2 separate regions of the Homo sapiens genome follow, and region 2 is linked to region 1. The links are chromatin contacts, found by Hi-C or POLR2A ChIA-PET in ENCODE. All regions are on one chromosome and are shown on one strand. The core of a region is the stretch at or near the end of the contact, and the rest is flanking DNA. Distances in the headings are between cores, read along the strand shown.

Region 1 (5,842 bases), core at 3,198-5,697:
AGCCACTCTGGGCCTAGCCGTCCCCCCAGCTGGTAAGAGCAGTGGCCTGACTCCGCACTGGGCAGAGGGGAAGGTGGGGGAGCCCTGAAGCCAGGTTTGACCCAGTGGGCTTGGCCTGGTTCTCCGGCCGGCAGCCACTCTCCCAGGTCCCTGTGTGCACATGATCCCAGAGTCCAAGGAAAAGAGGGGGCCCTGGGGACCCAAGCCCACTTCCTCACCTGTGACAGGAAAACTGCCTATCCCCCAGGGGTAGGAGGTACTCGAGAAAGGCCCTGTGCCTTGGCTGGCTGTGCTGTGCTGAGACCGCCAGTGACTTCTGTAGCCTCCAGCCAGGGCCCAGACCCGGGTCCCCACCGGCAGAGCTTTGCCTTCTCTCGGGCTGACCCGGGCCTCGTAGTGTTTGCTCAGCCTGTGGGAGGAAGGGCACAACAGGGCTTCCCTGCCTCGGCCTTGGGAGGTTGCTTAGACACTGTCAGGCGGGTAGGGAGGTTCTGATCCAAGCAGGTTCTCCTGGTTGCATGGGCTCAGAATAAAGCAGGGCCTGTGGGGACGCAGACCCCCAGCTAACTCGGTCCCTGCACCTGCACCACAGACTCCAAGGGCTGGCAAGCGTCCCTGCAGGCCATGAGCCTCCCCGAGCTCTCGGGAGCCCTGGAGGACCGTGTCCGTGAGATGGGTGAGTCTCCGGGGACCAGACGACTGAGCGCTCCTTTTGTTTCCGAGGGAGGCAAAGGGACCCCTTTCCAGGGAAAGCGGGTTTGTGTCTCTCTACCCCAAGGCTGACCTCGGGGCTGGGGCCATAACGGGTGAGGGGCAGGTCACATCCTGCAGCTGAGACCCCGGGGCAGCACCACCCAGCCCTCCTGAGCCTGGCCGGGAGAGGCTCAAGGTCATCATTCCTCAGGGCAAGCACTGTGCTTAGTGACCCAGAGCCTGGAGAAGCTGCAGGTGCTGAACGGGAAGAAGTGGCGGGAGACCTAGCCTGCGGGCCGGTGAGTGTCTGCCAGCCTGGATCCCGCGTGGTGGGAGCAGCAGGGCCTGTCTGGGCGGCTGCAGGTGTGGGTATGCACCCACCTGTCCCCCTCCCTTCTCACCGGGGCTTTTTCTTTCAGAATCTGACGTTGGGTGATTGGTCCACCCTGAAGCTGTGTGCCAGGGAGTGAGGAGGACAGTGAGCAGGTAGCTGCCATGTGCAGCCCAGGCCCAGTGGGGGCCAGAGGATCAGGCCCCGGGAGCAGCCGGCAGACAGAGGCAAGACGGGGGCTGCGGCCCTGGCTCGGCAGCTCGGGCCAGCACTGAGGCGGGACGAGGGCCTCACCCAGAACCTCGTGGTGAGGCCCAGAGTTCATGGGCTGCCCTGGCCCATACCAGGCAGGGCCCTGGGGGGAAAGTGTATCCATATACACGCACAGGTGCCAACTGAGGTGGGACCTTAGGAATGAGGACTGGGGCACCTGGAAAATGCCATTTTTTGGAAAATAAAATTTAAGAACAGCTAGTGAAGGGCTCAGTTCTGGTCACATGACATGAGGCACTGGCCAATGCAGCAACCCTGACTGCCCTGTCCTCTGCTGTTCAGGGGTGTGTCTTTTGCTCCTGGAGCCCAGACAACTCAAGATAAGGCTTTGAGAGCCAAGAACATCCCCAGCCCGCCGTAGCACAGGGCCTCCCCCGGGACATGCTGCTCTCACACCGAGCTCTGAGATGGAGCTGGGCACACTGCCTCCCTCACCGGGCCAGGCATGGGCTGTGCAAATTTTCTGACGATGCCGCTGGAGTCTTTCCAGATGTGGGGCTGTAGGAGACCACGAGGGATGGCTCTGCTGCTGTCCTTCTGCACAGTAAGCCTGCACTTCTACACCATCCCCTGGAGCTGCTTGCAGACAGTGGGGAATGGTGGGTTTGCAAAGCAAAGCAGGTCAGCCCAGGTGCAGCCAGGGCCACCAGGATCAGGAAGGGGAGCCTGCCCTGAAGGTCTCGGCCCAGACGCCCCAACCTGGCTGATGGGCACAGCATTCATGCTGGGAGTGCCCCCAGTAAACACTGGGGAACAAACGTGCCCCTGGCTGGGGCAGCTCCTCCCTCCCCCACCTAGGGCAGGGGGCCTGAGCTGGTTCCATCCAGAACCAAAACAAACACACAGGGCAGCTGAGAAACACACAGAGCAGCTGCGGAGCGACTTTATTGTCTTCTCCTTCGACAGCTTCGTTGTACATAGCTGGGCCCCCGAGGCCCTGACTGTCCCTGGGAACCAAGCCACGTGGGGTGAAGCTACTTTGAAACCTCACCCACAGTTCACACGTGGTGAAAGAGAAAATCTAGCAAAGTAAATCCAACAACAACCCAAATTAACAGTATTATTAACTTCCTACCCCAAGCTGGCTCTCCCCCAGGCCCTGAACTGGCTCAGGAAGGAGGCAGGAATGAGCTGACCGAGACAAGGCATCCTCCACCCACACATCCCATCTTCTGAGTGGTCCCAGAGCTGTGCGCCACCCCTGTGGGACAATCAGGCACTCCTGGGTCTCTACCAGCTGTGATGAGACGTACAAGAGGAGGGTCTGAGCCCAGAATAAACAAGAGCATCCTGAGGCTGGAGAGGCAGGCCCAGTGTGCCCGGACCACCCTGCTCTGCCTGAGAGGATGGGCTGGGTTCCAGCTGGCCCGGCCGCCACCTAGTGACTGCTTGGGACAGTGGAGATGATGACAGGATGCCCACTCGCCCTAGGCAGTCAGAAGCGGGGTACACACAAACACTCTAGAAGCCACACTTAGCAGGAATTCCCAGTCTTCCGGCCCAGGGGAGGGTGCCACCAGCTCAGGCAGCCCTCAAGAGGAGGCCGGGAGCAACTTCTCCAGGGCCTTCTTCTGCTTCTCGGTGGCTGCAGCCAGGGCCTCAACCAGCTTCTCCTCGGGCATCATGTTGAGCACCTTGAGGGCAAAGAGGAGCTGGCACTTAGCCGTGCTCACGAAGGCGTTGCTCAGGAAGTTGGGGAAGCCTCCGACTCGGTCCTTCTGGGTGTACAGCGGGACCCGCACGAGGCCCAGCACCTGCGCAGACAGGAGGTAGGGGTTGGGGCCAGGCCTGCCACACAATGGCACCTCCAGCAGGAGGGGCCTGGAAGCTATGAGGCCAGGGTATGAGCAGCCAGCTTTGCCAAGGACTTAATGGGAGACCCACGCAGGGCCTGGCAGAAGCCAGCCAGCTCCCTCGGAGCAGTGCAGCCCCCTCCTCCCCAAGCAAGTGTGGAGGCTGACCCCATGCACTCCCCCCCCTCGTACCCAGGCCACCCCACCCCGGGGTCCGCACCCCATGCTCCCCCCGTCCACCCAACGAAGCCTGAACACCCGCAGTCCAGCCCTTCCAGACCACAAAGTACAAATCCCAAGAGCCTTCACGCCCAACATGAGGTTCCCAAGTTTTACAACCCCCGCTGTGCTCAAGTTTCCCAACTCCCCAAGCAATCCCCGCTCCTCCCCCATCCCTTCCTCCCCACCGATCCCACTCCCCCACTCCCAGGATTGGCAATGGCAGGCAGCAAGGCGGATGTAACACAGCCCTGAGGGAGCCCCAGCGCCGGCCCCCACCCCCGCCCCTCCTTTCCCGGCCTCCCAGCCCCAGACCCCTCTCCCCACCCCATTGCTGGAGACAGCGACACCCGACCCAGCCCGGCCAGGGGACCCTCAGGAGACGTGTTACCCATCGGTGCCTTCCACGGGGCCAGAGCCAAACCCCGGGGCGGGGGGCGGGGCCCGGGCGGCGGCCCCACCTCCAGGCCGTGGTCGCGCGAGTGCACCGCGCTGATCTCCACGGCGTGCAGCTGCTCCAGCGTCAGCTGCCGCGCGTACAGGTGCGCCACGACGCGGTGTGGGCCCTCGGTCAGGTGCGAGCTCAGGTAGTCGGCCTCGGTGAGGCGCAGGCAGCCCAGGCCCAGGCCCAGCACCCGGTTCAGGCCGTCCTCCAGCGACCAGAAGCGCCGGTCCACGAAGCCCCCGGGGAAGCCCAGCAGCCCGTCGAAACGCATCTGCATCTGCAAGGGAGCGCGGGTCACAGCCGCGGGGTCGACGGACGCCCCCGCCCGGGCCCGCCCGCGCCGGCACCCTCGCCCGCGCCCTCGCCCGTCCTCACCAGCACCGAGAAGCGCATGGGGATGCGGCCGAAGAGCTGCCCAGGGTTGGCGGCGTACAGCATGGCGTGGCACGAGTGGCTCCAGCCCGGCCCTAGGCGCATCGCCTCCACCCGGCTGATCTGCTTCAGCTCCGGAACCGCCGCCGTCGACATCTTGGCACTGACCCCGTCCCCGCCGCTGCCACTTAAGAGCATGCGCGAGCCCGCCCCCGCCGTGCCTCGCCAATCCGCGGGCGGCCGCGCCCCCGGGTCCGGTTCCCCCGCCAATCGCCGGCGCGCCCCGGGACCGAGCCCCTCGCAGCGCCGCGGTGCGTCGTCGAGAGGTGCTGCGGGCGGTGTGCAAAGGAGGGCGGTGCGCGTCAGCCGTCACCCAATAGTCGCACACCCTGGGCGGCGGCCCCGCCTCCGACGGGAGAGCCTAGACGACTGGTCGGTGCCGTGGTGGCTCAAGGTTGACATTGTGGGCGACGAACATCTTCCTTGGCGCCCCAAAGCGGACAGCCGAAATTCCCTGCGGTTTCTCCACCCTCGATGGCGCCGATCCCCTTGCGCCCACCCGTTTCTCCCCAGGAGGCCGACCCGGCCCGCATGGCCCCGTCCATCCGCAATGGCACCCTTGGCACGACCACACGAGCCAGAGATGCCCCGGAGCCTTGCTCCGCCAGCGCCACCGGACCCAAGCCCGGAGGGAGATGGCCTTCGCCTGCCATGCACGACAGCTGTCCCGACCTAGCCACCCTGCTGGCAGGCTCGATCCAGGACAGCACGGGGAGCAGGGCTTGGCAGGGCTTGAGTGCCCCAGTCCCCGAGTCCACGCTGGGTCAGGGCGGACGACCGGGAGCTCTGGGGCTCTGTGGACCCAGCTTGCTGGGCAGAAAGTGACTTAAATTCCGGGGCTGGACCTTTCCAGCATCCTCCAAGCCGGGCACCCTGTGCCAGGTACTGTGGGGGGAAGAGGGGTTTCCCCAATTTACGATGAGGAACTTGGAGCTCAGAGAGGGACATAACTTGCCTAAGTACAACTGGCAGTTGATGACAGAGGCAGAATCCCGATTCCACAAGGGCCTGAGGTACTTACCACTTACCTTGTGTTTGTACTGGAGATGTCTCTGGGGCTCAGAAGCATCCGAAACAGCCCAAGGCAGAGCGAGGTGCCCTGAACTCCATGATGGCAAGGCTCACCTCACCAGCAGCAGGGCCCAGGGCCACTTTCCTCCCCACCAGGGGAATGGATTTGCTGAGCACATGAACCCCCCTGCCTGCACTCACAGCATGGGTGCCCAGGGCTGGGGCACAGCCTCGGGAGAGCCGTGCAGTGAGGCCGAGCTCGCTGGCACAGAGAAGGCTGCCTTCAGTGGAGGCAGGCAGGAGAAGAGAGAGGGAGAGGGTGGGCATTGGAAACTCACCTGTTAGGTCCGTGGTGGCCTCAGATGTGGAGAATAAGGACCCAGAGAGGGCACCTCTCTCTCCTCCTGTGGCCACCAGTGGGTCAGGGGTCACATGGGACAGCTGCAAGCAGCAGGGGAAGTCCAGATTCCAGAGTGAGCGACCATGTGAGAAGGCGAGAGGGCAGCGAGGGGAAGGGTCCTCTCACCCAAAGAGGGCCCCACCCCTAGGCAGCCAAGCCCAGCCAGCGCCCAGGGCCCGTGGGACGCAGGGGCAGAGGAGGAGAGGCTCCCCTTGCTGCAGCCCCTCCCCGAGACCAGACATCAA
Region 2 (5,470 bases), core at 414-2,913, 280 kb before region 1:
TTAAAAAAGAAAATTACCCAAGTGTGGTGGCACGTACCTGTAATACCAGCTACTCAGGTGGCTGAGGCAGGAGAATCGCTTGAGCATAGAAGGTCAAGGCTGCAATGAGCTATGATTATGCCACTGCACTCCAGCCTGGGTGGCAGAGCAAGATCTTGTTTCTTTTTTTTCCTTTTTTTTTTGAGACGGAGTCTGACTCTGTCGCCCAGGCTGGAGTTCAGTCGCGGGATCTCGGCTCACTGCAAGCTCCGCCTCCCGGGTTCACGCCATTCTCCTGCCTCAGCCTCCCAAGTTAGCTGGGATTACAGGGGCCCGCCGTTACGCCCGGCAAATTTTTTTTGTATTTTTAATAGAGACGGGGTTTCACCGTTTTAGCCGGGATGGTTTTGATCTCGGGGCCTCGTGATCCGCCCGTCTCGCCCTCCCAAAGTGCTGGGATTACAGGCGTGAGCCACCGCGCCCGGCCAAGATCTTGTTTCTTTAAAAAATAAAATAAAGGCTGTGCACAGTGGCTCACACCTATCCTCCCAGCACTTTGGGAGGCCGAGGCAGGTGGATCACTTGAGGCCAGGAGTTCAAGACAAGCCTGGACAACATAGTGAAACCCTGTCTCTACTAAAAATGCAAAAAATTAGCCAGGCGTGGTGGTGCGCACCTGTAATCCCAGCTACTCGGGAGGCTGAGGCATGAGAATTGCTTGAACCTGAGAGGAGGAGGTGGCAGTGAGCCGAGATCATGCCACTGTACTCCAGCCTGAGCGACAGAGACTCCATCTCAAAAATAATAATAATAAATAAATAAATAAAATAAAAACACTGGCTGAATAAAATTCAAACGCCTGCCAAGTGGAGAGGGACCTTACCTAGAAGGGACCAGGGAGCCCCGGAAGGTTATAGAGCACCTCTCTTCGCAGGATGGTTGTGAGGCCTTCACAGGTCCTGGGCTCTACCCATGTCAATCACATCACACACATTAAAATGCATCCACTTTCCGTGATTTACATATACATGAGCTCATCACAGTTGAGGTCCAGATGACAGCCTGGCATGAAGTTGCCCTTGGTAGGCATTTAATTCAGCATGTGTTCATTTTAACTCTGCAGGTTTCTTTTTCTTTTCTTTTTTTTTCCTTTTTTTTTTTTTTTTTTTTTTTGAGACGGAGTCTCACTCTTTCGCCTAGGCTGGAGTGCAATGGCACGATCTCAGCTCACTGCCGCCTCCGCCTCCTGGGTTCAAACGATTCTCCTGCCTCGGCCTCCCAAGTACCTGGGATTACAGGCACCCACCACCACACCCAACTAATTTTTGTACTTTTAGTAGAGATGGGGTTTCACCATGTTGGCCAGGCTGGTCTCGAACTCCTGACCTCAAGGGATCTGCCTGCCTCAGCCTCCCAAAGTGCTGGGATTACAGGCGTGAGCCACTGCACCTGGGCCTGCAGGTTTCTTTTTGTATTCTGGAATAATTACATTTATTTTCTTTCCTTGTTAAACATTGCTGTGACCTTGAGAAACTGTGGGCCGCAGGCACCCTGCCCTGGGAGAGGCCCTGGCAGAGACCAAACAGGGCCCAGCCCCTGTGCCTTTCATACCTCCCAAGGTCCTACGGGATCAAACAGCTGACGGGACCTTTCTGTGTTGGAAACCAGCTCACACCACTAGTTTTGTCCCTGCCTAAGAGCCTCAGCTGCCGGCTCCTGTCCCTACAGTTGGCTTGACCACCCACAAATGAGACCTGAGCCTCTCCCTGCTAAACAAACACATGGTTTGGTGCTCTCAGGAACACAAGGCCACAGAAGGATTCAGTTACAGCCCTTCTGCCAGGTGGCTGGAGAGGACATCCAAGCCTGCCTGCTCAGAAAAGGAGATGGTCCAAAGCCCAGAGCCCACAGCTGCAGGGCCACAGTGGGGCAGGCAGGGACCAAGCAGGGCTGCCTCTTACGGGTCCCCATCCTGGAAAATCCATATTGACACAATTAGCATCTGGAGATGGGAGGCTGGAGCTAAATAGCCCTGAATTCCCACCCAGACTTGCCCAATTCCAGGCTGGGTAACCCCTCTTTCATTTGTAAAGTGCAATAATCATAGAACCTCCCAACTAGCACTCAGGTGGGCCTATTTTATTGCTTCATACATCACAACTACTGAAATAGGGTCATCAGCCGCTGATATCCCTGAATTTGCAGTGCTTTGCAAAATGCCTAGCACATAGTCCACACTCAATAGACATTTACAGGATGAATGAATGAACAACAGCATAGCACCGCCCTTAAGAGAGTGGGCTCTGGGGCCTGGGTTGGGATCTCTGCTCTGCCTCTCATCAGCTGTGTGAAAAAATCATCAAGCTCTCAGTTCCTTAATTCCTTTGTGTGTAAAAGGGGAAGTAAGAAAAGTAGCTACCTTGCTACTTGTCAGAAGAATAAAGGAGTCAGCTCATGCAATGTGCTTAGAGCAGTGCCTGGCACATGGTTCATTCTACATCACCATTTAAGTAAATTTAAATTTTAAAAATGAGTGAGATTCTGTAAAGTACAAAAAGCTATTTCTGCTAATCACTTGACAGATGATCCCTCCTCCCCTCCTTCCTTCCTTCCTGTTCTTCCTCATCCAAATTCAAAGGAAGCTGGAATGCCACTTACGCCAAAACGTCCAGTAAGAATGCAGAAAGAATATCCAAGCTGCACCAACATCTTCCAGCCCAATGCTCTCCCTTCCCTTTTCTATTCTGCAGGCCTGATTTGGGGGCCTGGCCACTACGCAGCCACTGAGTAAGGTGCCCCCATCGCCTGTCATACTCTTCAGGAGTCTCCCTATCAACCCCTTTCCTTCCCCCTGCAAGTCTAGGGGACCTCAGCACAGATGTGATATCAATCTACTCACCTCCTCCAACTCTTTTTTAAAAAATTGAAATATGGGTATCTACCCAAAGGAAAAGAAGTCATTATGTGAAAAAGACACATACACATGTATGTTTATAGCAGCACAATTCACAATTGCAAAAATATGGAGCCAACCCAAACGCCCATCAACCAATAAGTGGATTTTAGAAACGTGGTATATATACACCACGGAATACTACTCAGCCATAAAAAGGAACAAAATAATGTCTTTTTTTTTTTTTTTTTTTTGAGATGGAGTTTCGCTCTGTCACCCGGGCTGGAGTGCAGTGGCATGATCTCGACTCACTGCAAGCTCTGCCTCCCGGGTTCACGCCATTCTTCTGCCTCAGCCTCCCAAGTAGCTGGGACTACAGGCGCCCACCACCATGCCCAGCTAATTTTTTTGTACTTTTAGTGGAGACGGGGTTTCACCGTGTTAGCCAGGATGGTCTTGATCTCCTGACCTTGTGATCCGCCCACCTCCGCCTCCCAAAGTGCTAGGATTACAGGCGTGACAAAATAATGTCTTTTGCAGCAACTTGGATGGAGCTGGAGGTCATTATTCTAAATGAAGTAACTCAGGAATGGAAAACCAAATATCATATGTTCTCACTTATAAGTGAGAGCTAAGATATGAGGACGCAAGCTGGGCGCGGTAGCTCACACCTCTAATCCCAGGACTTTGGGAGGCTGAGGTGGGCGGATTACTTGAGGTCAGGAGTTTGAGACCAGCCTGGCCAACATGGTGAAACCCCATATTTACTAAAAATACAAAAATTAGCCAGGCATGGTGGCACACACCTGTAATCCCAGCTACTCAGGAGGCTGAGGCAGGAGAATCGCTTGAATACAGGAGGCAGAGGTTGCAGTGAGCCGAGATCACACCACTGTACTCCAGCCTGGGTGACAGAGTGAGACTCCATCTCAAAATATATATATATGAGGATGCAAAGGCATAAGAATGATATAATGGATTTTGGGGACTTGGGAGGGGAAGACTGGGAGGGAGTGAGGAATAAAAGACTACACATTGGGTACAGTGTACACTGCTTGTGTGACAGGTGCACTAAAATTTCAGAAATCACCACTAAAGACCTTATCCATGTTAAAAAAAAAAGCTGTACCCCAAAAACTGTTTAAATAAAAATAAATGTTTTTTTAAAAAATTAAAATATAATTATCATATCATATAGCCCACCCTTTTTAAGTATGCAGGTCAGGCCAGGCACGGTGGCTCACCCTGTAATCCCAGCACTTTGGGAGGTCGAGGTCGGAGAATCGCTTAAGCCCAGGCGTTCAAGACCAGCCTGGGCAACATAGCAAGACCTCATCTCTAAAAATAAAAATAAAAAACTAGGCAGGCATGATGGTGCGTGCCTGTGGTCCCAGCTACTCGGGAGGCTGGGGCGGGAGGATGGCTTGAGATTGCAGTGAGCTATGATCCTGCCACTGCACTCCAGCCTGGGTAACAGAGAGACCCTGTCTCAAAAAATAAAATATAAAGTATGCAGTCCAGTGTGTTTCATTCAGTACATTCATGAACTTAAAACCATCACCAATACCTATTCCAGAATATTTTTATCACCTTCAAAAGAAGCCCTGTATCCTTCAGAAGTCAACCCCATCTCCGCCCCCTCCCCTGCCACCCCAGTCCTAGACAACCACTCATCCGACTCATCTACTTTCTGTGTCTATGTATTCCCTTCTCCGGATAGTTCCAAGAAATGAAGTCATATAAGGCCTGGTGAGGTGGCTTACACCTGTAATCCCAGCACTTTGGGAGGCCTCAGGGGGCAGATCACCTGAGGTGAGGAGTTCAAGACCAGCCTGGTCAACATGGCGAAACCCCATCTCTACTAAAAATACAAAACATTAGCTGGGCATGGTGGCATGCACCTGGAGTCCCAGCTACTCAGGAGGCTGAGGCACAACAGTCGTTTGAACCCGGGAGGTGGAGGTTGCAGTGAGCTGAGATTGCCTCACTGCATTCCAGCCTGAACAGCAGAGCAAGGCTCTGTCTCAAAAAAAAAAAAAAAAAAAAGAGACAGAGAAAAAAGAAATCACATAAGACATGGCCTTCTGCCTCTGACCTCTCTCACTCAGCACAATGTTTTCAGCCCATCTGTGTTGCATCGTGCATCAGTGCTTCCTTCCTTTTCACTTCTGAAGACTGTGCCATGGGGTAGACCCCCCAACTTTTCGTAGGGGTGCTCAACTAGAGCTTGCTGAATGAGTCATCAGCCATCCAATGGCAGCAGTGTCACCCAGCTGATGAAGGGAAGTGGGCCTGGCAGAACCAGGCTGACACTGTTCCGGAAGCCCTGACATGACTGTTGCAGACAATCCATCATTGCAGCTGTACCCAGATGGCCCTGGAGCTGAAAAGCCACTGCTCATCCCAGCAAAGCCAGCCCGGGACACACATGAGATGGAGACACAGGGTCAGAACAGCGTCTGCAGCCAGGGCACCTGGACTCAGTGACAGGACAAGGGCGGCGCGTGGGGGAGGGGCAGAGACACAGCACAGGGTCAACATGTGACCCCAGCTCTGCCACTTGACAGCTGGATGCTCTCAAAGCAACCTCTCTGAGGC

What was found. A loop is a pair of places that touch in the nucleus more often than their neighbours do. ChIA-PET counts read pairs that join two places held with the same protein, here RNA polymerase II (POLR2A). Pooled maps may share reads with other maps.
Region 2: a pooled map shows a loop between it and region 1 (4-fold over the local background). The contact joins the enhancer-like site here to the promoter of NUDT16L1 in region 1. A Hi-C loop is called at or near these places in 2 of 50 pooled maps. POLR2A ChIA-PET finds 5 or more read pairs at or near these places in 3 of 52 experiments (HCT116, WTC11 and activated CD8-positive, alpha-beta T cell).

Annotation. Positions count from the first base shown.
Region 1 is chr16:4,692,167-4,698,008 of GRCh38, reverse strand. NUDT16L1 (nudix hydrolase 16 like 1) reads right to left here and starts at 4,447. Exons shown (of 3, transcript NM_032349.4): 1 at 4,130-4,447; 2 at 3,771-4,031; 3 at 2,165-3,051. The coding sequence starts at 4,282. The coding sequence ends at 2,830. ANKS3 (ankyrin repeat and sterile alpha motif domain containing 3) reads left to right here. Exons shown (of 18, transcript NM_133450.4): 15 at 1-32; 16 at 593-676; 17 at 905-992; 18 at 1,113-1,498. The coding sequence ends at 981. RefSeq lists enhancers at 2,417-2,917, 3,520-4,027, 4,028-4,535, 4,787-4,876 and silencers at 3,627-4,126, 4,237-4,596.
Region 2 is chr16:4,973,129-4,978,598 of GRCh38, reverse strand. The region is part of intron 2 of SEC14L5 (SEC14 like lipid binding 5); the gene reads right to left. Among named protein-coding and RNA genes, the nearest start is that of SEC14L5, 18 kb to the right of the region's middle. Within about 2 kb of position 1,663, at least 8 of the 41 ENCODE cell types and tissues checked have a DNase peak (open chromatin) inside an H3K27ac peak, as active enhancers do.